Linked DNA regions of Homo sapiens: all the other regions are linked to region 3. Evidence: read pairs that join two places in POLR2A ChIA-PET (ENCODE). Cell type or tissue: MCF 10A. All regions are shown on one strand. Each heading gives the region's core, and the rest is flanking DNA. Links, peaks and the distances in the headings are about the cores only.

The links. Peaks named below come from ENCODE experiments on the same cell type or tissue, not always from the same donor. Only the 100,000 strongest peaks of a DNase experiment are listed, where the experiment ranks them.
Region 1: POLR2A ChIA-PET joins it to region 3 with 6 read pairs; 3 of 35 experiments call an interaction of 5 or more read pairs at or near these places.
Region 2: POLR2A ChIA-PET joins it to region 3 with 7 read pairs; 2 of 35 experiments call an interaction of 5 or more read pairs at or near these places.

What each region holds. Positions count from the first base shown.
Region 1 is chr12:57,090,810-57,101,414 of GRCh38, forward strand. NAB2 (NGFI-A binding protein 2) reads left to right here. Exons shown (of 7, transcript NM_005967.4): 2 at 316-1,189; 3 at 1,639-1,772; 4 at 2,108-2,159; 5 at 2,254-2,386; 6 at 2,598-2,789; 7 at 3,803-4,667. The coding sequence ends at 3,912. It overlaps STAT6 (signal transducer and activator of transcription 6), which reads right to left. Exons shown (of 22, transcript NM_003153.5): 14 at 9,187-9,281; 15 at 8,958-9,094; 16 at 8,485-8,631; 17 at 8,206-8,269; 18 at 7,983-8,093; 19 at 7,696-7,788; 20 at 6,259-6,324; 21 at 6,041-6,169; 22 at 4,599-5,952. The coding sequence ends at 5,763. Among named protein-coding and RNA genes, the nearest start is that of NAB2, 7.0 kb to the left of the region's middle. RefSeq lists silencers at 909-1,189, 2,537-2,586, 3,427-3,496 and enhancers at 2,859-3,390, 3,137-3,431, 3,923-4,453, 4,998-5,834, 5,512-5,631 and 1 more. In MCF 10A, for the core only: a CTCF peak has its summit at 2,628 (motif pointing left); DNase peaks (open chromatin) are centred at 2,652, 3,302 and 5,482.
Region 2 is chr12:57,507,514-57,512,513 of GRCh38, forward strand. It overlaps MARS1 (methionyl-tRNA synthetase 1), which reads left to right. Exons shown (of 21, transcript NM_004990.4): 12 at 4,185-4,355; 13 at 4,495-4,590; 14 at 4,723-4,840. It also overlaps the pseudogene LOC124903093. Among named protein-coding and RNA genes, the nearest start is that of MIR6758, 2.7 kb to the right of the region's middle. In MCF 10A, for the core only: no CTCF peak of the experiment used is centred there; a DNase peak (open chromatin) is centred at 2,648.
Region 3 is chr12:57,169,696-57,180,300 of GRCh38, forward strand. It overlaps LRP1 (LDL receptor related protein 1), which reads left to right. Exons shown (of 89, transcript NM_002332.3): 21 at 3,473-3,655; 22 at 4,085-4,285; 23 at 5,765-6,010; 24 at 6,214-6,411; 25 at 7,346-7,550; 26 at 7,732-7,896; 27 at 8,664-8,908; 28 at 9,195-9,326; 29 at 9,634-9,861; 30 at 10,087-10,261; 31 at 10,352-10,446. Among named protein-coding and RNA genes, the nearest start is that of MIR1228, 20 kb to the right of the region's middle. RefSeq lists a silencer at 3,423-3,636 and an enhancer at 6,869-8,068. In MCF 10A, for the core only: CTCF peaks have their summits at 3,500 (motif pointing left) and 6,351 (motif pointing left); DNase peaks (open chromatin) are centred at 5,966, 6,316 and 7,336.

The sequences.
Region 1 (10,605 bases), core at 2,590-7,589, 79 kb before region 3:
GCTCAAGTTCTTCTTGCCCCAGACCAAAAAGATAAAAGCTGAAGATAAGGTTGTAAGACGCTTCGACTCCTACAGACACAGGCCACTGACTTTTGGGGCTTCGGGCCAGTCTAGGACGGCACTGGCTTGTCCATGCCTCTGAGCAGTGCCTGATTCTGAGAGTCTGTACTCAGACCTGGGCACTGGGCAGGATAGCATCCAAATGAGGGAGGGGAAGAAAAGCAGGCAGGAAAGAGGGAACAATTGTTAGTGTGGGTTGGTACCCAGTAGGGGGACTTGCACCGACTGCCTCTCTCTTGTGCCCCTCCTTCTCAGGCCCAGTGCCCGAGCCATGGCACTGCCTCGGACGCTGGGGGAGCTGCAGCTGTACCGGGTCCTGCAGCGCGCCAACCTCCTTTCCTACTATGAGACCTTCATCCAGCAGGGAGGGGACGACGTGCAGCAGCTGTGTGAGGCGGGTGAGGAGGAGTTTCTGGAGATCATGGCACTTGTGGGCATGGCCACCAAGCCCCTCCATGTCCGGCGCCTGCAGAAGGCACTGAGAGAGTGGGCCACCAATCCAGGGCTCTTCAGTCAACCAGTGCCTGCTGTTCCCGTCTCCAGCATCCCGCTCTTCAAGATCTCTGAGACTGCGGGTACCCGGAAAGGGAGCATGAGCAATGGGCATGGCAGCCCAGGGGAAAAGGCAGGCAGTGCCCGCAGTTTTAGCCCCAAGAGCCCCCTTGAACTTGGAGAGAAGCTATCACCACTGCCTGGGGGACCTGGGGCAGGGGACCCCCGGATCTGGCCAGGCCGGAGCACTCCAGAGTCGGACGTTGGGGCAGGAGGAGAAGAGGAGGCTGGCTCGCCCCCCTTCTCCCCCCCTGCAGGGGGAGGAGTCCCTGAGGGGACTGGGGCTGGGGGGCTGGCAGCAGGTGGGACTGGGGGTGGTCCAGACCGACTGGAGCCAGAGATGGTACGCATGGTGGTGGAAAGTGTGGAGAGGATCTTCCGGAGCTTCCCAAGGGGGGATGCTGGGGAGGTCACATCCCTGCTAAAGCTGAATAAGAAGCTGGCACGGAGCGTTGGGCACATCTTTGAGATGGATGATAATGACAGCCAGAAGGAAGAGGAGATCCGCAAATACAGCATCATCTATGGCCGTTTCGACTCTAAGCGGCGGGAGGGCAAGCAGCTCAGCCTGCACGAGGTGAGAACCCCCAGGCCTCCTAGGATTGCCCTTGACTTCCAGGTCTCCAGCCGCTTACCTCTGCGAGTTTCTACAGTCTCCGACTATCTTTCATTATCTCTTGACCAGGACCCCAGGCCCTGATCCCCTCCCCAACAGGCCCCTACCCCAGCGGCCGCAGTGCTTCCATCCTCAGCTGAGGGGGAAGCAGAGATACAGGCAGCACCGAGCTGTTCAGCTCCTTGTCACTCAGGACCCCACAGGAGAGGAGGAGGCCCCGGGCATTCCTAGGAAGCTGTGGGTGCTGACCTCTGTCTTCCCACCTCAGAAAGCTCCCATGTAGTGTCAAAACCAAAGCAAGCGTCTGATGGATGGGCCTCATTTGTCCAATGGTGAAGGGGTGTGAGGAGGTCTGGTGAGGCAGCGGGGAAGTTCGAATTCTGACTCTCCTGGCTGCCCTCCCTCCACAGCTCACCATCAACGAGGCTGCTGCCCAGTTCTGCATGAGGGACAACACGCTCTTATTACGGAGAGTGGAGCTCTTCTCTTTGTCCCGCCAAGTAGCCCGAGAGAGCACCTACTTGTCCTCCTTGAAGGGCTCCAGGTGAGACCCCTTCCCCAGGTCCTTCCTGGACTGGAATCCTGCTATGGAGTTAGATCATGTCCTAACCTTCAGCTCAGGCAGCTCTAGGCCTGCTTCCCGCCCACCTGGATGTCCTGCTTTTGGCCAAGTCAGCTTGTCTCAGGTCTGGTCTCTCCTCCCATCCATGTCGGGTCCCCCCAACCCCCTACAACAATAGTGCTTGAACTAGAGACTCTTTCTCGGCCAGCTTCTTGGCAAAGGTTTTAAATAACACATGCCTCTGGCTGGGTTCTGTGCTCTGCCAGTCGAGTGGCCCTCGTCAGCCTCATCCACTTTATTCTTACCCATCTTTTCAGGCTTCACCCTGAAGAACTGGGAGGCCCTCCACTGAAGAAGCTGAAACAAGAGGTATGTTTTCCGGGGTGCATATAGGGGCACTGGGCAGCCTTCCCCAATCCCCTCCCTTGGCAGGTCTTCATTTCCCCATGTTGGGCATCCACAGGTTGGAGAACAGAGTCACCCTGAAATCCAGCAGCCTCCCCCAGGCCCTGAGTCCTATGTACCCCCATACCGCCCCAGCCTGGAGGAGGACAGCGCCAGCCTGTCTGGGGAGAGTCTGGATGGACATTTGCAGGGTGAGTGTGCCTCAGAACACTTTTCTCTTCATTGAGGGTGGGGGAGTAGGGGAGGGGGTTGGGGGAGGAGTGAGCCAGGAGGCAGTGCCTGAAACAGGGTTGGGAGACCTGGCTGGAGGGGGGGCAGAAGGGCCTGTGGGCTGGCTATGTGGTTGAGGGTGGGGGTTCCATTGGCTGCAGCCCCTTACCTGACCAGTGCCCATGCCCACAGCTGTGGGGTCATGTCCAAGGCTGACGCCGCCCCCTGCTGACCTGCCTCTGGCATTGCCAGCCCATGGGCTATGGAGCCGACACATCCTGCAGCAGACACTGATGGACGAGGGGCTGCGGCTCGCCCGCCTCGTCTCCCACGACCGCGTGGGCCGCCTCAGCCCCTGTGTGCCTGCGAAGCCACCTCTCGCAGGTGAGGCAGCCAGCAGTGCTGTCCCCAAGCACCCCGGCCACTCAGGCCCCACACAGCAATTCTGGTGTCCTGGGGCCAGGTGGGAGGAAGAGGGATATAGTCGTCAGAGAGGGCAGTAGGATGGCTGGGCTCCAGCCAGCCAGGCCTTGGGGTGCAGAGAGGCAGACCCTGCCGAGCTGCTCCCACCATGGAAAGTCTGGTCCTAGTGTAGATCTGTGAAAGGGGAACTGGGGAATGGGGGGACAGAGAAAAGAGGATGAAGGAGCAGGAAGGAGGAGCATCAATAAGGGAAGCTCAGATGGCACTTCCACCAACCCAGGAGTGGGGAGCAGGCTAGGAGTTGTGGGTATGGGGATGGGGATGCCCAGCTTGGAAGCAGAGGAGCCCAAAGCAGTGATGCTTTGTGTGTGGAAGGGGGAAGAGGGAGTGGGCAGGCGGAGGGCCGGGCAGCCGCTGGGCTGAGAGTGACGCAGCAGACAAAGCCACCAACCCTGGCTTGGTATTTTTAAACTGTGCGTGGGTGGGAAGTGGGGGCGGGGACTGGAAGGGGGGCTCTTCTTGAGGGAGGAGCTCGGAGGCTGGCTTCCTGTTCTCCCTCTGATTTGGCTACCAAAAAACTTGGGGGGCCATGGTAGAGTGGCCTGGGAGGGGCCTGGGAGGGGGCCAGGGATGAGTGGGGGTGGCAGAGCTTGGGAAGGGGGGAGGGGAGAGGTCAGAGCCAAACCACCCCCGCAGCTCCTGACAGAACCAGAAATTCCAGCGCAACCGAGGAGGCGGGAGAGAAAGAGAGAGAGACAGACAGAGACAGAGCTACGCACAGCCAGGGAGGGGAGGGGGCTCACACACATGGGAATGGAACCCCCCATACACATGCAGTGGGCAGGAGGCAGTAATTCAATAAACCTAAACTGAGCCCATCTTCACAGCTTTCTTTGCCCCTGCTTCTGTTCCCAACCACCTCTGTCTGCAGCCAGTCACCCTGCAGTCTCCTAACTGCCCCCTTTTCCCTGCAGAGTTCGAGGAAGGGCTGCTGGACAGATGTCCTGCCCCAGGACCCCATCCCGCGCTGGTGGAGGGTCGCAGGAGCAGCGTGAAAGTGGAGGCTGAGGCCAGCCGGCAGTGAGGGTTGGACTGGTGTCTTCAGACCCAGGACCTCAGACTTCTGGCTCACACAGACCCCCACGCTCTCCATCCCCGGAATCTAGTCACAACCCTGGATCCTTCCTCTGCCCTTCTCCTGCCTCCCCACCTGCTCCATGGGCATAAGACTGTGGGGCTTCAAGCAATAACAAGCAGAGGCCTGGAGAGAGGACACAAGGAGGGTGCGTGGTGCCCTCACCCCTGCCCAGAGCGAGGGGGCAAGGACTCTGCCTCCAGGGCATCTGGGGTTTTCCCCTCCCTCACACAACACACTCCCATTCTCTTTAGGTTTGCACCAGTGGTGTGAGCAGTTGGACTCAGTTTGGACAAGGGGGAAAGGGGGACTTCCCTGGGAAGGTCCAGCTAAAAGTGGCAACATTTGCCCCCAGAATTGGGGGCCTGGGAACACTGGACCTGCTCCTTCTCCCCTCTCCTTCCCCGTTTTTGTGCTTCTGGTTTGTTTCTTTAATTAATTTAACAAGTGCTGCAGTTTGCCCTCCCATTCCCATCTATCCCCCAAGTCCTTTGCAATTTCTTCCCTGCCCTACATAGGGGCGGTGGGTGTGGGATCCCTTCACTGGCCCCCTCGGGAGGCCTGGGTTGGACTCAGGGTCTCCTCCAGCTGGGGGCTGGACCGCAGCACCTATCTGAGCAGTTAGAGCGTCTTTCTTTTCAGATTGTGTACAGTAGATTATTTATTTTGTTATTTTGGAATAAAATTTATTTTATGGCTTAGGATCTATGACCCCTGCCTTGAGAGGGAGAATGGGATAGGGGAGTGAAGGGAAGCTGGCGGTGGATGGGGCAACAGAAAAGATGCAGCAGGCAGGGCCCTCTCATACACTGGAGGGCCACATGGCCAGGCCTGGACCCAGACTCTCACCCTGGCTCCCAGGCAGCATTGGAGGTGTGGAGCCATACGTAGATGTCACAGCCACTTGGACCCACTTGGGCACAGTCAGACTCCAAATTCAGAGTATTTGGGGGTTAGCATATGTCAGAGAGGCCAGCACACTTGCTGCTGTCTTCTGTGCAGTGTCTCACCCTCCCAAATTTGTGTTGTCACGTAGGCAAAAGCAGATAGACACATGTTCTATGTGGTCATGCAACTAAGGTGCCAGCTATACATTTAACATATCCTAGGTACATACACGTTCACACAGCTATACACGAAGAATCTCAGCCCTTGTACTTTTGCATAGTCTCATACACGTATCAGAAGCCTCCACCTGGCTAACAGGAATTTGGGGCTTTGGGAGATTTTTTAATCAGGGCAAAACCTGTACTAGTAACCACATGTCCAGACCCCTCCTATGCTCCCACCCAGGGTCCCTTGAGCTGCTTCCCATTCCCCTAGGGCTGAGACCCAATATCCTCTATCCCTGGCCTCTAGTGTAAATGTGTCTGTATGTTCCTGCCTATCCGTCCTAGGCCCTGGGTCAGAATGGGCGGAGAAGCCTTCCATGCCCTAACCTGTGCTCTTACCCAGCCCCCCTCCTGCTCAGCCCCATCACCCTCAGAGAGCTCTGTATGTGTGTGTGCGTGCGTGTGCGCGCTGCAGGTGCAGGCATGTTGGGGTGTGTCTCAGAGCCTGAACTTCCCTTCCAGTCAGTGCTGGAAGGAGGTGGGCAGGGGAATGATAGAAAGGAAGGAGTGGATTGGCTCCACCCACTGTGCATTCTCCTGTTAGTCTTTTCCTCCTGACCCAGGAGTAGGTGGGGATAGGAGGGCACCCTCCCCATCTGCTGCTTGGCAGGGCATGAGCAAGTGTCCAGAGCAGGTCTGTGGGGGTAGTAGAAGAGCTGTCTCTTTGGGTTCTCCCTCCAGCTGGGATCACCAACTGGGGTTGGCCCTTAGGTCCATGTGGGACATTGAGATCCCAGATTGCCCATAGTGGGAGGGCTGCAGGAGGGGCTGTGCCCCCAAGGACCCTCCCCCCGACTCCCCTTGCCCCTCCAGGAGAAGCTTAGTGAGGTCCTGTTCAGTGGGAGGCAGCAGAGGAGGGAATATGTCTTCACCAATCCTGCAAGGAGATGGGAGAAGCAGTGGAGTAGGCATGGCGCCCACTCCCCTAGATGCCACCCAGCCTCCACTCCCAAGCTGCCACTCACCAAGTGCCCTGAGGAAACGCTGTCACTGGCTGGCTCAGGCAGCTGTCTTCCACCATGGTCACATCTGAGCAGAGCAGGGGGTCAGGGCTGGACACAGCATGCTCCTGAGGCTGGCACGGCAGCAGGCCCCTGCCAGGAACCAGCAATGGAAATAAGGAGAGCGGGGCAAGGCCAGGAAAGAAGAGGCACATGGGGTCAGGAGGGGCTTTGTCACTCACTGGGGGTGAGGCTGGTCAAAGGGCAGGCTCATCTGGCCCAGGCTGGGGGGCATCTGCAGGTGAGGCCTGGAAGTAGGGAGAGCACAGTTAGAGGAAGGCAGGCTAGGCAAATGCAGAGTGGTGCAAAGTCAGGACCACTGAGTGAGGAAACAAGCTCCAGCTCCTTATCCTGACTTAGTCATGGCCTGGGCAAGCTATTTCTATGCTCTGAGCTCAGTCTTCTCATCTGTAAAATGTGCGTGTTATGGGGGTGGATTAGCCAATTTCTAATGTTTCTTTGGACTCTGAACTTTGGTAGTTCTTAAGTCCCCAAGTCCTCACTCCCGCCTCACCTTCTGGGAAGGGAGATGTTGTGTCTTGACTAAGTTAATAAGCACCCGAGTGTCATACTTCGGGAAGAAAAATGTCTAGGCCATTTCAAGGCCAAAACAGATGAGTAAACAAAAACCAATACAGCAGAGAAGTGACAGTGGCTCTCAGGGGCAGGACAGAAAATAATAATAACAGTCATGCACCACATTAACGACATTTCTGTCAACTACAGACCACAGTGGTCCCATAAGATTATAATCAAGGCCAGGCAGAGTGACTCACGCCTGTAATCCTAACGCTTTGGGAGGCCGAGGTGGGAGGATCACTTAAGCCCAGGAGTTTGAGACCAGCTTGGGCAGTAAGTGAGACCTTGTCTGCAGAAAAATCTTAAAAAAGAATTAGCCGAGTGTCGTGGTGCACTACAGCAGGAGGATTGCTCGAGCCCAAGAGGCGGAGGTTGCAGGGAGCTAAGATCGCACCACTGCACTCCAGTGAGTGAGACCCTGTCTCAAAAAAAAAAAATTATAATCAAGCTGAAAATTCCTATCACACAAATATTTACCATTATGTTACTATTTCCTTATACTATTCAGAACAGTATCATGCTGCTCGGGTTTAAAGCTAGGATCAATAGGCTACACAATATAGCCTCAGTGTATAGTAGTCTATACCATCTAGGTTTGTGTAATTATACTCAATGGTATTCGCATAATTATGAAACTGCCAAAGACAGAAAATGCTCCTTCATTAAGTGATCCACGACTGGACTTACACAGCTTTTGCTATGAGCCATGCACTATGCTCAGCTTTTTAAGTGTTATGAACTCATTTAATCTCCACAATAATGCAGTGAGGTAGGTTATTATTATTAGCATTATTATCCCCCATTGTGCAGATAAGGCACCAAAGGCTAAGTAATTTGCCCCAAACCAGTAAGTGGTGGAGCTAGAATTCAAACCTAGGCAGTCCAGATCTTAACTACTACCCCCTCATTAGAGTGGACAGAAGAGAAGAAGACAGGCTGTTAGCATTTGCTGCTCCTTTCTCACAGAAGAGCCTCTTCTAACAATTCAAATGCCCACCCCCTTAGAGTGGGATGGTATCCCCATGAGGTTTTTCACTTACTCCTGGAAGGCTGACAACACGTTGACTGATTCTTCTGGGGAGAGGCCTTGATACGGGGGGATGGAGTGAGAGTGTGGTGGGTACACCTGGGGCCTGGGGAAAGAAAACAGACCCCCTGATGCCAGCCCTTCTCCTGGACACCACCACACCCTGCTTTTGAACAGGTGTCCCTCTCATGGAAAGGAAGATTCCCTGTTCAGCCCCCAGTGCCAGCTCTCCCAGCTGCCCATGCTAAGATTAGCCCATCTGCACAGACCACTCCCATTCCTGTCTTTCCAGCTCCTTACACCATATCTGGGCCAAGCTGCATGCTCATGGAGGAATCAGGGGCCATTCCAAGGTCATAAGAAGGCACCATGGTAGGCATCTGGAGCTCTGGGGTAGGAAGTGGTTGGTCCCTGGAGGAGGGAAGGAGGTACATGTGACTGACCAAGGGTTGATGCCACCCCTCCTTCCTGCAGATAAGCACTAAGCCCCTGACCTACCCACTGTCCATACCACCACACTCACCTTTCCACGGTCATCTTGATGGTAGCTGGGACATAACCCCTGCCATCCTTACCCATCTGTTCAGCTGTTGTGAGAAGGAAAAGACAGCCATGGAGTGCTCTGGGGTTAGGGAGGAAGGGAGGTGGAAAAGGTGGGCATGGATCATGGGGAAGTAAGAGAAGCACAGCTATGAAATAGGGAGTGACATCAGGATGACACGCGGGCAGGGAGAGGAGGGCAGCGGGGAGCAGGGAGGAAGTGGGTGACAGGAAGGAATCAGAGCTGCCAGTTCCAGCTCACGCTTGTAGTGGCTCCGGAAAGCCTCATCCTTGGGCTTCTTGGGATAGAGATTTTTGAGCTGAGCAAGATCCCGGATTCGGTCCCCCAGTGAGCGAATGGACAGGTCTTTGGCAGAGAATGGCTGGATGTTCTCTATCTGTGGAGAGCCTATGGTAGGAAGGAGACCCTGAGATCCCTCTGTCCGGACTTTCTTCCCCTTCCCCAACCCCTACCATAAGACCTGTTCTCACTCCACCAAGGCAAGGGAGAGAGGACCTAGGGTGGGGCTCCTGAGGGAGAGAGACCCACTAGTCTCCGTTCCCACAGAGCTCACAGTGAGAAGGTGAACATTTAGACCACAGAAGGAAGAAGAGAAGCTGGAAGAACTTCCTGAAGATCAGGATCGGCATCAGGAAGGTCAGGACATTTCATTCCCAGAAGAAACCCCAGAGGGCACAGGCACAGAGACAGAGGACTGGCTGGGGTGGCCTCACCATCCTGGCCCCGGATGACATGGGCAATGGTGATGCCCCCAATCTCTGAGTCGCTGAAGCGGAGGAGAAAGGTTCCGTCGGGCTCATTGAGAAGAAGGCTAGTAACGTACTGTTTGCTGATGAAGCCAATGATCAGCCTGGCCGGGATGAAGGAGAGGATGGGGCATGGGCAGTGAGTATGGAGGTGACTGGTGTATGGCTGCTCAGACTACCCAGGGTGGGGACTCACCGGTCAGACCAGTAGCTCCGGAGACAGCGTTTGGTGAGGTCCAGGACACCATCAAACCACTGCCAAAAGGTGAAGCCACGGCCCAGCAGGATCTCCTAGGGGGAGAGGGGGAAAGGTGTGAGCCGAGGGAGGGCCAGAGCTGGAGCCTGTTTAGGGCAGGCAGTGAGCTGTGAGTGCCCTCACGACAGAATCACAGGGCTGAGGATCAGACCGAACCTGAGACTCCATCAATGACAACGACCAATCCTAATGCTTACACGTGCCAGCCACTATTTCAAGCCTTTCCATATATTTATTTGCTCTTTACCAGGCTATGGAAGTAGGGATTATAATAATTCCATCTTACAGATGAAGAAATGGAAGTCCAAAAACGTCGAATGACTTGCCCAGGTCTACATAGCTGGTAAGAGGCAGAGCTAGGATTTAAACCCAGGCATTCTGGCCCTGGAGCCCCTCTTAACTACTATGCTACACCCTCTCCCTAAGGAGGTGTGGCAGAGGTGACGCCCAAAGGAAGGTAACCTGCTGGGTGTGACTGTCTTGCTCCCTTTAGCTAACACACCCTCTGGTCACATGAGCATTTCTTTCTTCTCTTTAAAGATTCTGTCTCACACAAAAGAAAGAAAAAGAGAGAAAGAGAAAGAGAAAGAAAGAAAGAAAGAAAGAAAGAAAGAAAGAAAGAAAGAAAGAAAGAAAGAAAGAAAGAGAAAGAAAGAAAGAAAGAAAGAAAGAAAGAAAGAAAGAAAGAAAGAAAAGAAAAAAAAACCAAAACATAAAATAACATAATATAACATAAAATAAAAGAGCAAGAGTCAGAAATATGTGGTTCTCTCCTAGCCATGGCACTCACCTGCTTTGGGAACTTGAACAAACTACATAACCCTCTGAGCATCAGATTCCTCATCTGTAAAATGGGGATAATAATAGTATCTACCTCAAAGAGATGTTGGGAGGATTAAGTGAGATAACATACATAAGGTGTTAAGCACAGCGCCTGGCATATAAGCTGTCAACACGTGGTAGCTGGTATTACTGCACATGTCCCTGTGGGATTTTGTTCAGTTTTTGCAACAGGAATTCTTTTTCTTTCTTTCTTTCTTTCTTTTTTTTTTTAGACAGAATCTCATTCTGTTGGCAGGCTGGAGTGCAGTGGCACAATCTTGGCTCGCTGCAACCTCTGCCTCCCAGGTTCAAGTGATTCTCCTGCCTCAGCCTCCCGAGTAGTTGGGACTACAGGCATGCGCCACCATGCCCAGGTAATTTTTGTATTTTTAGTAGAGACGGGGTTTCACCATGTTGGTCAGGATGGTCTCGATCTCTTGACCTTGTGATCCGCCCGCCTCAGCCTCCCAAAGTGCTGGGATTACAGGTGTGAGCCACCACACCTAGCCTTTTTTTTTTTTTTTTTTGATACAGAGT
Region 2 (5,000 bases), core at 1-5,000, 330 kb after region 3:
CGGCTGGCCGGGCAGAGGGGCTCCTCACTTCCCAGTAGGGGCGGCCGGGCAGAGGCGCCCCTCACCTCCCGGACGGGGCGGCTGGCCGGGCGGGGGTCTGGCCCCCCACCTCCCTCCCGGACGGGGCGGCTGGCCGGGCGGGGGTCTGGCCCCCCACCTCCCTCCCGGACGGGACGGCTGGCCGGGCGGGGGTCTGGCCCCCCACCTCCCTCCCGGACGGGGCGGCTGGCCGGGCGGGGGCTGACCCCCCACCTCCCTCCCGGACGGGGCGGCTGGCCGGGCGGAGGCTGACCCCCACCTCCCTCCCGGACGGGGTGGCTGCCGGGCGGAGACGCTCCTCACTTCCCAGACGGGGTAGCTGCCGGGCGGAGGGGCTCCTCACTTCTCAGACGGGGCGGCTGCCGGGCGGAGGGGCTCCTCACTTCTCAGATGGGGCGGCTGCCGGGCGGAGGGTCTCCTCACTTCTCAGACGCGGCGGCCGGGCAGAGGCGCTCCTTACATCCCAGAAAGGGCGGCGGGGCAGAGGCGCTCCCCACATCTCAGACGATGGGCAGCCGGGCAGAGACACTCCTCACTTCCTAGATGGGATGGCAGCTGGGAAGAGGCGCTCCTCACTTCCTAGATGGGATGGCGGCCGGGCAGAGACACTCCTCACTTTCCAGACTGGGCAGCCAGGCAGAGGGGCTCCTCACATCCCAGACGATGGGTGGCCAGGCAGAGATGCTCCTCACTTCCCAGACTGGGTGGCGGCACGGCAGAGGCTGCAATCTCGGCACTTTGGGAGGCCAAGGCAGGCAGCTGGGAGGTGGAGGTTGTAGCGAGCCGAGATCACACCACTGCACTCCAGCCTGGGCACCATTGAGCACTGAGTGAACGAGACTCCGTCTGCAATCCCGGCACCTCGGGAGGCCGAGGCTGGCGGATCACTGGCGGTTAGGAGCTGGAGACCAGCCCGGCCAACACAGCGAAACCCCGTCTCTACCAAAAAAATACGAAAACCAGTCAGGCGTGGCGGCACGCGCCCGCAATCGCAGGCACTCGGCAGGCTGAGGCAGGAGAATCAGGCAGGGAGGTTGCAGTGAGCAGAGATGGCGGCAGTACAGTCCAGCTTCGGCTCGGCATCAGAGGGAGACCGTGGAAAGAGAGGGAGAGGGAGACCGTGGGGAGAGGTAGAGGTAGAGGTAGAGGTAGAGGGTAGAGGGTAGAGGGAGAGCATTTTTGTATTTCTAATAGAGATGGGGTTTCACTATGTTGGCCAGGCTGGTCTCAAACTTCTGACCTCAAATGATTCACCCGCCTTAGCCTCCCAAAGTGCTGGGATTACAGGTGTAAGCCACTGCGCCCAGCCTTGAGGGAATACACTTTAAAGACCATGCAATACTTTGCTCTTCGTGAACAAAATATTCCCTATAAATGTAGCATTCATTGATCATTCTTACCTGAATCAATCTTTATTATGGTGATTTTCCAACTCTACCACTACTCTCTATATTTATCCTTCTCCCTCCATTTATTTTTTAATTTAGTTAACTATTTATTATCAGTATAGACTCATGGATTCCTATTTTTTTCAATTTCTTATAATCCTTTCCTGTCCTAAATTTATTTTCATGTTCAAATTGTTACTTATTTCATCAGTAGGAACGTATTCAAGGTGGCTTGTCTGCTTTTGAGATCTCCCATCATGTTTTAAACACTTCCTTAATTTGTGGCATAAAAAAATACTCTAGGTTCATCTGGTTCAGCCTTGAAATCAACCATGTCACCAACCTTGAGTTTAATTTAGTAGGGAACAGTATTAGATACCAAAATCTAGGTGGTAGATGTGCTCATTGCTACTGGGTGTCTTTGCTACTAGGACCTTTTATCAAAGAGAGTTGGTATTTGTTTTTTGTTGTTTGTTTGTTTGTTTTGAGACAGGGTCTTGCTGTCACCTAGGCTGGAGTGCAGTGGCACTATCTTGGCTCACTGCAACTGCCATCTCCAGGATTCAAGCGATTCTCCTGCCTCAGCCTCCTGAGTAGCTGGGATTACAGGCACCTGCCACCACACCCAGCTAATTTTTTTTGTATTTTTAGTAGAGACAGGGTTTCACCATGTTGGCCAGGCTGGTCTCCAACTCCTGATCTCAGGTGATCTGCCTGCCTTGGCCTCCCGAAGTGCTGGGATTACAGGCGTGAGCCATCGTGCCTGGCCAGTTGGTATTTATTTTAAGTTCACACTGACACCTGCAATTTCAGTCCATCCCCACAGAGTTCTTCGTCACTTTCTCTTATTTATTTCATGTCTCTATCTACCTTCTTCCACTGTAGGTGTCCTGGTTCTCAATAGGCATCAGCACATTTACTTATTAGCTCAATCCTACAATATACCTAAAACAATTTCAGAATTGCTTTGCTGGTACGTCTACAAAAAAAATAACCTATTAAAAAGAGTTTAGGATTTGTTGGCAATCCTGATTCCTCCCCTAGACTAAGGGTATATAGCCAAGTGTGTTCAAACAAAATTTTTTTCTAGAGACAGGGTCTCACTCTGTCACCCAGGCTGGAGTGCAGTGGCACAATCACAGCTCACCGCACTCTCAAACTCTCGGGCTCAAGTTATCCTTTTGCTTCAGCCTTCTGCGTAGTTGGGACTACAGGCGTGTACTATCATGCCTGGCTGATTAAAAAAAAATTGACTAGGCATGGTGACTCACGCCTGTAATCCCAGCAGTTTGGGAGGCCAAGGCAGGCGGATCATGAGGTCAATAGACCGAGACCATCCTGGCCAACGTGGTGAAACCCCATCTCTACTAAAAATACAAAAATTAGCCAGGCGTGGTGGCACCGACCTGTAGTCCCAGCTACTCAGGAGGCTGAGGCAGGAGAATCGCTTGAACCTGGAGGTGGGGAGGTTGCAGTGAGCTGAGATCGTGCCACTGCACTCCAGCCCGGGCAGCTGAGCAAGACTCCAGCTCAAAAAAATTTTTTTTTGGTTGGGCATGCTGGTTTACACCTGTAATCCCAATGCTTTGGGAGGCCAAGGCTGGAGGATTGCTTGAGCCTTGGAGTTTAAGACCAGCCTGGGCAACAGAGTGACACCCTACCTTAAAAAAAAAAAAGAAAATTTTTTTTTTCTTTTTTGCACTTCCTCAGCTGGCCATGGTGGTTCATGCCTGTAATTCCAGCACTTTGGGAGGCTGAGGCAGGAGGATCGCTGGAAGCCAGGAGTTTGAGAGTAGCCTGGGCAACAAAGCAAGACCCTGTCTGTATTTAAAAAAAGAAAAAATTGGTTGGGCACGGTGGCTTATGCCTGTAATTCCAACTTCCAACACTTTGGGAGGCTGAGGCGGGAGAATTGCTTGACCCCAGGAGTTTGAGACCAGGGTGGGCAACTTGGTGAAACCCATCTCTACTAAAAATACAAAAATTAACCAGGTGTGGTGGCACGTGCCTGTAGTGCCAGCTACTCAGGAGGCTGAGGTGGAAGGATCACTTAAGCCTGGGAGGTTGAGGCTGCAGTGAGCCATGATGTGCCACTGTACTCCAGCCTGGGTGACAGTGAGACCCTGATATGGACAAGATTAGCACATCCTCTGCACAAGAATGACATGCAAACTTGTGAAGTGTTCCATATTTTTAAAAATTAAAAAAAAAAAAATTTTTTTTAGGGACAGGATTTTGCTGTGTTGCCCAGGATGGTCATGAACTCCTGCCCTCAAGTGATCCTCCTGCGTCAGCCTTCGGAGTAGCTGGGATTACAGGCGCAAGCCACTGCCCCTGGCTGTGTGTTAAAAATCTAGTTAAGGCTGGGCAGGGTGGCTCACAACTGTAGTCTCAGCGCTTTTGGAGGCTGAGGTGGGCAGATTGCTTGAGCTCAGGAGTTCAAGACCAGCCTGGGCAATGTGGCAAAACCCTGTTTCTACAAAAATTACAGTCTGGCATGGTGGTGTGCACCTGTGGTCCCAGCTACTGGGGAGGTTGAGGTAGGAGGATTGCTTGAGCCCAGGAGGTTTAGGCTGCAGTGAGCTGTGATTATGATTGCACCACTGCACTCTAGTCTGGGCAACAGAGCAAGACTCTGTCTCCAAAAAAAAAGTTATATATTGCCAAATTGTGCTCCAAAAAGGTTATATGTGTTTATCCTTATGCTAACCATATATGAGACTTTCCTAAATCAGCCCTCTTTCTCCGTTATCTCAGCTGGAGAAGCGACTGGAGGAGTGGTTGGGGAGGACATTGCCTGGCAGTGACTGGACACCCAATGCCCAGTTTATCACCCGTTCTTGGCTTCGGGATGGCCTCAAGCCACGCTGCATAACCCGAGACCTCAAATGGGGAACCCCTGTACCCTTAGAAGGTTTTGAAGACAAGGTAAAAACCCTTTTTTATTCATATCATTCAGCCTTAGTGTTGAAACCCTGGGCTAGCAGAGTAGACTGCTGATTATGTCTTGTTTCAGTTTGAGACTTTGGATTGGTCCCTAACATGTTTACCTCCTTCTGACCTCCAGGTATTCTATGTCTGGTTTGATGCCACTATTGGCTATCTGTCCATCACAGCCAACTACACAGACCAGTGGGAGAGATGGTGGAAGAACCCAGAGCAAGTGAGCAGTTCTTGGTTAGGCTGTGCATGGGGAGGGTAGGCGGTAGGGTGTGGGTGTTAGGGTTGGGTGTCTGGTCTTCCTTGGGCCTTTGAAGGAGGTCTCAGGAAATCTCTCCTAACCACATTCCCCTAGGTGGACCTGTATCAGTTCATGGCCAAAGACAATGTTCCTTTCCATAGCTTAGTCTTTCCTTGCTCAGCCCTAGGAGCTGAGGATAACTATACCTTGGTCAGCCACCTCATTGCTACAGGTAAGTACCCTGGAAGACTACTGATGGGGTGTTCATAGGAAATGAGGGGTGAGGCAGTACTTGGAAAAAGATCTTGGAGAGCTGCTATCTTGAGTTAGGAGTTGAGCTGAAATAGGAAATAATTAAAATGAGAACTCAACCTAGAGAAACGAACAAGAAC
Region 3 (10,605 bases), core at 2,959-7,958:
AGTGCTCAGCACACGGCCTGTGTTTGGTAAATAGTAGCTTGAGAAAAGGATGCTGCAGGCAGGGATGAATGAGCCTGAAGAGACAGAGGAGAGAGGGCCTGGCTCCACAAGGCTCCCAGTGCCCTGGCCTCTGGGGCCCAGCCTCGGGGGCGGTGGGGACCTAGTTTTCTGGAGGGATGGGCCCTCTCAAGGAATGCTGGCTTCCTAGCTCTGGAAGATGTGCAGATTTTTATGTGAAAACTACCAAATTTTTAACACTACAGTATTAGTTTCTCTCGTCTCACAGTTCTGGAGGCTGGAAGTCCCAGACCCAACTGTTGGCAGGGTGGGTTCCTTCTGAGGCCGTGTGGGAGATTCTGTCCCAGGCCTCTCCCCAGCCTCCGCGGTTTGCTGGCAATCTTTGCAGCTCCTTGGCTTGTCGAAGCTTGACCCGATCTCTGCCTTCATCTTCACACGGTGTCCTCCCTGTGGGCATGTCTGTCACCAGATCCCCATTTCCCCTTTCTGTGAGGACACCTGTCATATTGGATTAGGATACACCCTTATGACCTCATCTTAAGTTGACCATCTGCAAAGACACTATTTCCAAATAAAGTCATATTCACAGGTATTATGGGATAGGACTAATATCTTTTTAGGGAACACAATTCAAGCCATACCAACTGGCAGTTGATTTTAGAAGTTTTAAAAGGCTGGGTGCAGGCCAGGCATGGTGGCTCATGCCTATAATCCCAGCACTCTGGGAGGGTGAAGTGGGAGGATCACTTGAGGCCAGGGGTTCAAGACCAACCTGGTTAACATAGGGAGAACCCATCTTGAAAAAAGAAAAGAAAAAAAAAAAAGGCTGGGTGTGTTGACTCACACCTGTAATCCTATCACTTTGGGAGGCAAGGCAGGAGGATCACTTGTTTCCAGGAGTTTAAGACCAGCCTGGGCAACATAGTGAGACCCCTTTCTCTACAAAAAATAAACAAAATTAGCTGGGCATGGAGGCACATGCCTGTAGTCCCAGCTACTCAGAAGGCTGAGGTGAGAGGTTGAGCCCAGGAGGTTGAGGCTGCAGTGAGCTGTGAGCTCGCCACTGCACTCCAGCCTGGGTGACAGAATAAGACCTTGTCTCAAAAGAAAAAAAAAGTTTAAAAAAAACTACAGACCAAACTCTTCCTGCAGGCCTCATCTGACCCATGGACCACTAGATTACAGCCTCTGCCTTATAGAGTTAGGGCACATTCCCACCCTAGTAGGAGAAGACTGGACAGCGTTGAGTGCCCACCTTGAGCCCTGCCCTGAGAGGGAGGACAGAGAAGGCCACAGGAAGCTTGGGAAATAGTAATTGCGTCTCCAGGGCTATCTCTGTGAAGGGGAGGGTGAGGGGCACAGGTGATATCCCTTAGGGTTCTGAGAAGGGGCCTCTGGAGGCTGTGTGGTGTGGTGAGAAGAGCTCCCTGCCGCTCCCAGATAAGCTGGGCAAATTTGGACAAGTTGCTTCCCCTGAGCCTGGGCATCCTCCTTTATGAAATGAGCTGAGGTATGTGAGGCCTGGCGTGGAGGAGCAGGGTGTCACTATTGGTAGCAGTTGTTAACTATGGTATGAGCTGGATGGTCTGGGACCATTCAGGAGGAGTTGTGTTTAGACTGCAGGTAAATGGACAGGAGGGAGGGTCTTCCAGTGGGGATGGCATGGTCCGGAGAATGCTGTCGTCAAGACTTAGAGGGTGAAACTGAGCACTTCCGTAGGGTGACAGTGGGGCCAGGTGGAGCCGTTCAGACCGAGGGAAAGGCTCGTGCAGGGACAGTGGGGAATGAGGCTGTCCTCAAAGGGGGCAGATGATGACAGCAGGTGTAAATCGTGAGAGGCTTGATTTGGGAGGCACTGGGAACCTTTGAAGGATTTCCAAGCCGGAAGGTGCTGTGATGTAGGAGGTGATTTCGGAACACAGCCCTAGAGGAAGATTAGATTGAGAAGAGGTTCAGGGGCCCCAAGAAAGGAAAATCAGTTCAGAGACTGCTGCTGAAAGTCCCGGCATGAGATGAGAGCATCAGCTGGGTCCAGGGTAGGGAAGGGGGAGGAGCGGGGTGTCTGTGGCAGCATGAGTGTATGAGTGTGGGGCTCCACCAGGCAGTGCTCCTGCTCCTCTCCTGGCCTCCTGAGTCAGATCTCAGGACAGCAGCCAGAGTGATCCTGACAACATAAGTCAGATCATGCCCTGGCCCTGCCCTCCAGCCTGTACTGGCTCCCTGCACCCTTGGAACAAATGCCAAGCCCCTCTGCACGGCCTGCAGGGCCCCCACCCCTACCCCTCTGACCTGCATTCCTGCCCTCCCCTCCCCCTGCACTCTACTCCAGCTGTGGCGTTTTCTTTTTTCTTTTTTTTTTTTTTTGAGATGGAGTCTCCCTCTGTCGCTCAGGCTGGAGTACAGTGGCGTGATCTCGGCTCACTGCAAGCTCTGCCTCCCGGGCAGCTGTGGCGTTTTCTTTTCTTTCTTTTTTTTTTGAGATGGAGTCTCTCTGTCGCCCAGGCTGGAGTGCAGTGGCGCAATCTCAGCTCACTGCAAGCTCCGCCTCCCAGTTCACGCCATTCTCCTGCCTCAGCCTCCCAAGTAGCTGGGACTACAGGTGCCTGCCACCACGCCTGGCTAATTTTTTGTATTTTTAGTAGAGACAGGGTTTCACCATGTTAGCCAGGATGGTCTCGATCTCCCGACCTCGTGATCCGCCCGCCTTGGCATCCCAAAGTGCTGGGATTACAGGCGTGAGCCACCGCGCCTGGCCTGTGTGCTGTTTTCTGAAGTGCTGGCGTAGTCCTATCTCGGAGATGAGACTTTGCAGCGGCTGTTCCCCTTGCCTGGAGTGTGCCTCCAGGGATCCTCTGGGCTCACTCGCTCTTCATGCAGGCCTCTGCTCAGATTCCTTCTGCCCAGAGGTCTTCCCTGACCATCTTACCTGACAGATCACCCCCATCCCTCTCAGCTTCTACCCAGCTTTATCTCCATAGCTTTATCAATACCTGAAATTACAGTCTAGATTTATGGGTTATGTCTTGTCTCTCTTCCCCATTAGAACCTAAGCTCCATGAGGGTAGGGACTTTGTCTGGTTCAGTGCTGGCCCCAGGACAGCGCCTGGCACACAGGAGGCACTCAGTAAACATTTGTGGCATGAATGAATGAAATAGAGGCTAAGGAGGTGGGCATTTGGGCTCAGGCCTTAGCAAATTGCTTCTCCAGCTGAGATCTCCGGTGTCAATGGGGGGATTAGATGAGGTGATTGTGGGGCCCTTGGAGGTGTGATGCCTCCTGACTCTACTACTGAGTTGGTGCTTCCAAGGAGTGTCAGCAAAGCTTGGCAGACTCTCCAGGCCTGCCTCTGCTCATATCCCCAGGCTGGGCTTACCGGGGTGGCAGGGCACAGGGATGAGGAGGGCTGACCTGGGCAACCCCTCCCTCCTGAGGCCCTCCACTGTCCCTCTGCAGCCACGAGGCCCCCTGGTGGCTGCCACACTGATGAGTTCCAGTGCCGGCTGGATGGACTATGCATCCCCCTGCGGTGGCGCTGCGATGGGGACACTGACTGCATGGACTCCAGCGATGAGAAGAGCTGTGAGGGAGTGACCCACGTCTGCGATCCCAGTGTCAAGTTTGGCTGCAAGGACTCAGGTGAAGAGGATGGTTGGAGGGCGTCTGGAACAGCACAATGTGGGCAGGAGGAGACCGTGTTGAGAGCAGAGTAGCGGCAAAGGGGATGGCACTGTGCTGTGTGGAGTGGTGCTGGGGACAGTGCAAGGCAAAAGGCAGTCCAGAGGAAGCTTGTGTGTCATGGGTGGGGGAAGGCATGAAGGGCCAGAGCCTGCACAGAGGACCTGAGAAGCCAAAACCCTACCAGAGTTGAGCTTCAGCACCTCCTGCTGCAGATTCCTGCCTTGTTTGTTGCCTATGTGAATTTGACCCAAAAAGCCTCGGGGTTCCTCGTGGACCCCACAGCGTTGCAATCCTGACCCTATTAGAGAAGCCCACAGGGTCTGGAAGGAAGGGCAGGGGGAGCCCCAGTCCCCGGGCCTGGGCCCTCATAGTGCACCTGTCCCTCAGCTCGGTGCATCAGCAAAGCGTGGGTGTGTGATGGCGACAATGACTGTGAGGATAACTCGGACGAGGAGAACTGCGAGTCCCTGGCCTGCAGGCCACCCTCGCACCCTTGTGCCAACAACACCTCAGTCTGCCTGCCCCCTGACAAGCTGTGTGATGGCAACGACGACTGTGGCGACGGCTCAGATGAGGGCGAGCTCTGCGGTGAGGCCTGGTCCCAGGAGAAGGGTAGGGAGGGTGGCTGGGTAGGAGTCTGGGCCAAGGACAGTCTTTGGGGGACCTGAGTCTAGGAGAGAGCAGCTCTGGCAGCCGGGCAGGCGAGCAGCACCCAGAGTGGTCACCAGCAGCCTGTGTGGACCTGGCGCTCCCCATGGCGCTGTGCTGAGTGAGCCACGCCATTAGAGCAGTTTATCCACAAGGCATCCCTGGGGGCCAGGTGCTCTGTTTTCTCCGTTTGACAGATGGGAGCACTGAGGCATGGAGGGGTTCCATAGTGGTCCCCCAGACTTGGGCCAAGGTAGTACAGCTCCTAAACTGCTGTGGAGACTCAGACCCCTTGCCCACATGCATACCACAGAGAGATGCGGAGTGCTCTTGTGGAGACAAAGGCACCAGGGTTGACTGCTGATGGTCAGGGCAGGCTTCCTGGAGGATGTGGGGATTGCATGGGGTTCCCAAGGACAGGCAGTACTTGCAGAGTGAGTGAGAAGGCATGGGGGCAGGCGCGGTGGCTCACACCTGTCATTCCAGCACTTTGGGAGGCTGAGGCGGGCAGATCACTTGAGCTCAGGAATTTGAGATCAGCCTGGCCAACATGGTGAAACCCTGTCTCTGCTAAAAATACAAAAATTAGCCGGACATGTCTGCAGTCCCAGCTACTTGGGAGGCAGAGGCAGGAGACTCGCTTGAACCTGGGAGGCGGAGGTTGCAGTGAGCCAACATCCTGCCACTGCACTCCAGCCTGGGCGACAGAGCAAGACCCCATCCCAAACAAACAAACAGGCAAGGGGAGGAGGGTGCCCATTCAAGACCAAAAGAGATGAGGTTGGGGGAGTCCAGGAGTCAGGGAGGACCATGTGGTGTGACTTGGGGATGAGGAGCAGAGCAGCCTTATCTGGTCCTCTTAGCCAGGCAGAGCCCCCAGTTCCTTGGAAGGGAGGAGTGGAAGATAAGGCCACAGGGACTGGCTGGGAGAACTGCCGACAGGCTATCAGTCAGGCTGGCAGTTTCCAGGGTGTGCCAGAGGACCAAGGGTGGTATAGGCCCTGCTGCACCCCACCCCAAACCCCTCCAAATCAGGAGAGATCAGCACAAGGGGACTGGACCTAAGGACCTCCCAGGGTCCCTCCCAGGGAGGCAAAAAGCTGGGGCCCCCGCCCTGGGCCCAAGAAGGCAGGAACATATCGAGACCAGACAGAGATATTGAGGGGTGCTCCCTGTGGGAAGGGGAGGTATGGTGCCAGCTGGTGGGTGCAAGGGTCCCAACTCTGGTCCTGAGGGAGCCCAGGAAGTCCTGGGCTGAAGCTCAGCCTGAAGCTCAGCAGGAATGGAGACGAATGGGGCCGTGGGCAGGGCACAAGGACTTGGTCCAGGCTGCCCAGGACTTGGGGCCCAGCAGGGCCGTGGTCTTGCCTCCTCTCAGCTTCTGACCCTGGGTCTGTTCCATGCCTGCCCCTCCCCTAGACCAGTGCTCTCTGAATAACGGTGGCTGCAGCCACAACTGCTCAGTGGCACCTGGCGAAGGCATTGTGTGTTCCTGCCCTCTGGGCATGGAGCTGGGGCCCGACAACCACACCTGCCAGATCCAGAGCTACTGTGCCAAGCATCTCAAATGCAGCCAAAAGTGCGACCAGAACAAGTTCAGCGTGAAGTGCTCCTGCTACGAGGGCTGGGTCCTGGAACCTGACGGCGAGAGCTGCCGCAGCCTGGGTGAGACAACAGTGAGGTGTGGTGGGGCAGGCCGAGGCAGGCCTCTGAGCTGCAGTGGGTTGGGCTTGGTGGCCAGGTGCCAAAGGCTGAGTTTTCCACCCTAGCCCCCAGTGCCCGGACCAGCAGAGACCTGCCTGCGCCAGGACGGGTGGCACACAGGCAGCTAGCCCCTTGCTGACCCCATCACATCCCTCCCATCCCAGACCCCTTCAAGCCGTTCATCATTTTCTCCAACCGCCATGAAATCCGGCGCATCGATCTTCACAAAGGAGACTACAGCGTCCTGGTGCCCGGCCTGCGCAACACCATCGCCCTGGACTTCCACCTCAGCCAGAGCGCCCTCTACTGGACCGACGTGGTGGAGGACAAGATCTACCGCGGGAAGCTGCTGGACAACGGAGGTGACCACCGATTGCTGCCAGGCAGGATGCACACAGGCGGAGCGCTCAGGCGCTAGGGGCCACAGGTCCCATCCAAGTGGCCCCAAAGCAGAGGCTTGGCTCCCCCATCCCCCACACTTCTGTTCATTGGGTTAGATTTTGCTGTGGGTCTCCATGCCTGACGCCCCGTAATTATCGTCAGCAGAACTGCCAGCCTGATAATTAACAAAATGATCAGCCTTACCTTTGAATGGCCTGGAGCTCTGCTCCCCAGATCTAGAATTGCAGGCTTGAAAGAAAAAAGCCACTTAGGAGTGGCGTACCTGAACGCTGCTTTCTGTCCCAGGCAGCGTGGTGCACCCCAGACTTCCTTCAGTCACACACAATAGTGAGTGCCCACTGTACACACTGGGCAGTGGGCATGCAGCAGTGATCAAAACAGGCTGTTTTCAGTTGTGTGGTCAAGGAAGGTCCCCTGAGAAGGTGACATCTGAGCAAAGGCTTCTAAGAGGCACATTTTACTAGAGAAGTTTGTATTGTTTGTAATAATACAAACTTGAATTTGAAACCATTACAAATGTCCATCAACGAGGGGGGAGGCTAAGTAAACTGTGATGATATCCACACTGTGCAACAGTCTCTAAAACAATGAGGCACACACATAATGTATTAGCATGGAAAAATCTTTATGGCAGTCACTTGAGCTCAAGCAGTTGAGGCTGCCGTGAGCCATGATCATGCCACTGCATCCAGCCTTGGTGACAGAAGACCCTGTCTCAAAAAAAAAAAAAAAGTTGGGGAGACAATAGGAGTCCTACTCTTGAATATGGGCACATCAGAAACTTTGGCAGAAGTGCCAGGGTTGAGGGTGGGTCATCGAGGGCTCCCAGGATTTCACACATTCATGCACAGCTCCCCAGGAGACGCTAACCTTTCACTGCCCTCTCTTCTCCAGCCCTGACTAGTTTCGAGGTGGTGATTCAGTATGGCCTGGCCACACCCGAGGGCCTGGCTGTAGACTGGATTGCAGGCAACATCTACTGGGTGGAGAGTAACCTGGATCAGATCGAGGTGGCCAAGCTGGATGGGACCCTCCGGACCACCCTGCTGGCCGGTGACATTGAGCACCCAAGGGCAATCGCACTGGATCCCCGGGATGGGTGAGGACCTTGCCCAGCCTTCTCCTGGCCCCATGGCCCCCCTGAAGTCCCATTCAGCCTGGCCAGGGACACCTTACTCCTCAGTGCCATCTGCCTCCTCCCACCCTCTACCTACGATCCCACCACAGTCGCTCCCTGAGGGCCCTGACTTTAGCCCTCCTGACCCCTCCCCACTCCCCAGGATCCTGTTTTGGACAGACTGGGATGCCAGCCTGCCCCGCATTGAGGCAGCCTCCATGAGTGGGGCTGGGCGCCGCACCGTGCACCGGGAGACCGGCTCTGGGGGCTGGCCCAACGGGCTCACCGTGGACTACCTGGAGAAGCGCATCCTTTGGATTGACGCCAGGTCAGCACCCTCTGTGCCCTGAGAAGGCCCAAGTCTGTGGCACCAGGACGGGGTGGGGAGGAACCTGTGGTGATGAGGGTGATGAGAAGGACCAAGGGATCTAGAACTAGGAACGGTGGCAAAGGACTGGGCACAGGAGGAGGAGGACGGAGGGGCGTGGGGAGGCCAGGGCCGAGGGGAGGGGGCAGGTAGAGGAGGCGGAAGCAGGGCCATCAGCTGTGGTTATTCACACTGTACCATCCTCTCCACTCACCTGTCCTCTCCACTCTGTTCCCTCTGCTGGGGCTGTGTCTGCCCAGAGGGAGGGGAAACTTCTTTCTAATTGGTCTGCCCAGGGAGGGTGCCTTTTTCTTTTCTTTTTTTTTTTTTTTTTTTGAGACAGAGTCTCGCTCCGTCGCCCAGGCTGGAGTGCAGTGGCGCGATCTCGGCTCACTGCAGGCTCCGCCCCCCGGGGTTCACGCTGAGGGTGCCTTTTTCTGACTTTCATCAAAGCCCTGAGTGCTGACAGCAGCCCTGGGGAGAAGTGACCGAAAGATTCCCTTGGGGCTTGGGAATCGGGGCCTGAGAGGTGAAACCTGGACCTGTTGGGTTCTCACACCTTGGTCCTTCTGTCTGTCTGCTCTGGCCAGCAAGGCTTAGGGGAGGGAATGGTCCCATGCTCTTCGCTGGGAGGGCTGTGGCCAGGGCCCAGAGGGTGGGCACCTGGGCAGAGCTCTGAGGGCTGAGATCCCAGCTGGCATCCTCATTCTGCTCCATCATGCTCTTAGGTCAGATGCCATTTACTCAGCCCGTTACGACGGCTCTGGCCACATGGAGGTGCTTCGGGGACACGAGTTCCTGTCGCACCCGTTTGCAGTGACGCTGTACGGGGGGGAGGTCTACTGGACTGACTGGCGAACAAACACACTGGCTAAGGCCAACAAGTGGACCGGCCACAATGTCACCGTGGTACAGAGGACCAACACCCAGCCCTTTGACCTGCAGGTGTACCACCCCTCCCGCCAGCCCATGGGTAAGGGGCTCGGGGCCTCGAGCAGCCGGAAGGGAGCCAGCAGCCTCTTTAGAAGCTGTAGAAGCTCTTAGGAGAGGAGAGGGCAGTGAGAACAGGAGCAAGTCTGTGCTGGGATGGCAGGGGTAGGCCGGCTGTTGACAGAGGCACTGTCTAGCAGCAGAGAAGGGTCTAGTAGTAGCGGCTGCTGGAACAGGGGGAGGAGAGTGGGCGAGGAAGGGGTGGTCCATGTAGGGAGCAGCAAGTCACAGGATGCTCTGGCTTCTTCTCTTCTCCACCCTGCCCCCAGCTCCCAATCCCTGTGAGGCCAATGGGGGCCAGGGCCCCTGCTCCCACCTGTGTCTCATCAACTACAACCGGACCGTGTCCTGCGCCTGCCCCCACCTCATGAAGCTCCACAAGGACAACACCACCTGCTATGGTAGGAGCCCCTCCCTCCAGAGCCAGTGAGCAACTGAGGCTGGAGGGAAGGCCGCAGGCCCCAGGATCCCGGTTGTCAGCTAAGGCAGAGTCCCAGTCGGGAGGGTCCCGATAGGAGAGGCTCCAGAGACAGCCACTGTGAGAAGGGGCTGCAGGTCTGCCAGGGGGGCTGCACCCAGCGGGGTATGTCCACGGAGCCAAGGGCCAGTAGCAAACAGACGGATCCAGAAGAAGGCAGGGCCTGAAACCGGATTGGTGGGAAGCACAGAGGCAGGGACTGCCTTCAGTGACCAGCCCATGCCCCACAGAGTTTAAGAAGTTCCTGCTGTACGCACGTCAGATGGAGATCCGAGGTGTGGACCTGGATGCTCCCTACTACAACTACATCATCTCCTTCACGGTGCCCGACATCGACAACGTCACAGTGCTAGACTACGATGCCCGCGAGCAGCGTGTGTACTGGTCTGACGTGCGGACACAGGCCATCAAGCGGGCCTTCATCAACGGCACAGGCGTGGAGACAGTCGTCTCTGCAGGTTCTTCCTGGCCCTGGATGCCCACCAGTGGACATGGGCACCTCCACCCGCCCCTTGCTCCCAACCCTGGTCTACTTGGTCCGAGTGGTCCTTCTCCCAGTCCTGTTCCCCCTCAGTGCTCCAGCCTGGTTTCCTGATCCCTTTTCTCCAGAAGGCACACTGGCTCCCCTCCTGACCCACTGCCCTGCAGACACCCAACAACTGACTCCCTACTTGTGCCCCCAGACTTGCCAAATGCCCACGGGCTGGCTGTGGACTGGGTCTCCCGAAACCTGTTCTGGACAAGCTATGACACCAATAAGAAGCAGATCAATGTGGCCCGGCTGGATGGCTCCTTCAAGAACGCAGTGGTGCAGGGCCTGGAGCAGCCCCATGGCCTTGTCGTCCACCCTCTGCGTGGGTCAGTCTAGGGCCCAGGGCCGGGGAGCATGGGGTGTGGGGCTGGGAAGAAGAGGACCCTGACCTTTCCCTCTTGGCACCCTCCCCCCAGGAAGCTCTACTGGACCGATGGTGACAACATCAGCATGGCCAACATGGATGGCAGCAATCGCACCCTGCTCTTCAGTGGCCAGAAGGGCCCCGTGGGTACGAGCTTCCCTGCCCACCCCCACAGCCCCTCCCTAATTCCTTGACCAGCAGGTGCTTGCAGGGTCCTTCAGTTGCCCCTCAGCCTCCCCAGAGCCCTAGCTTAGTGCCTGTTCTCACCATCTGCTCCCTTCCCTGGATCCCCAGCCCTGGGCCAGA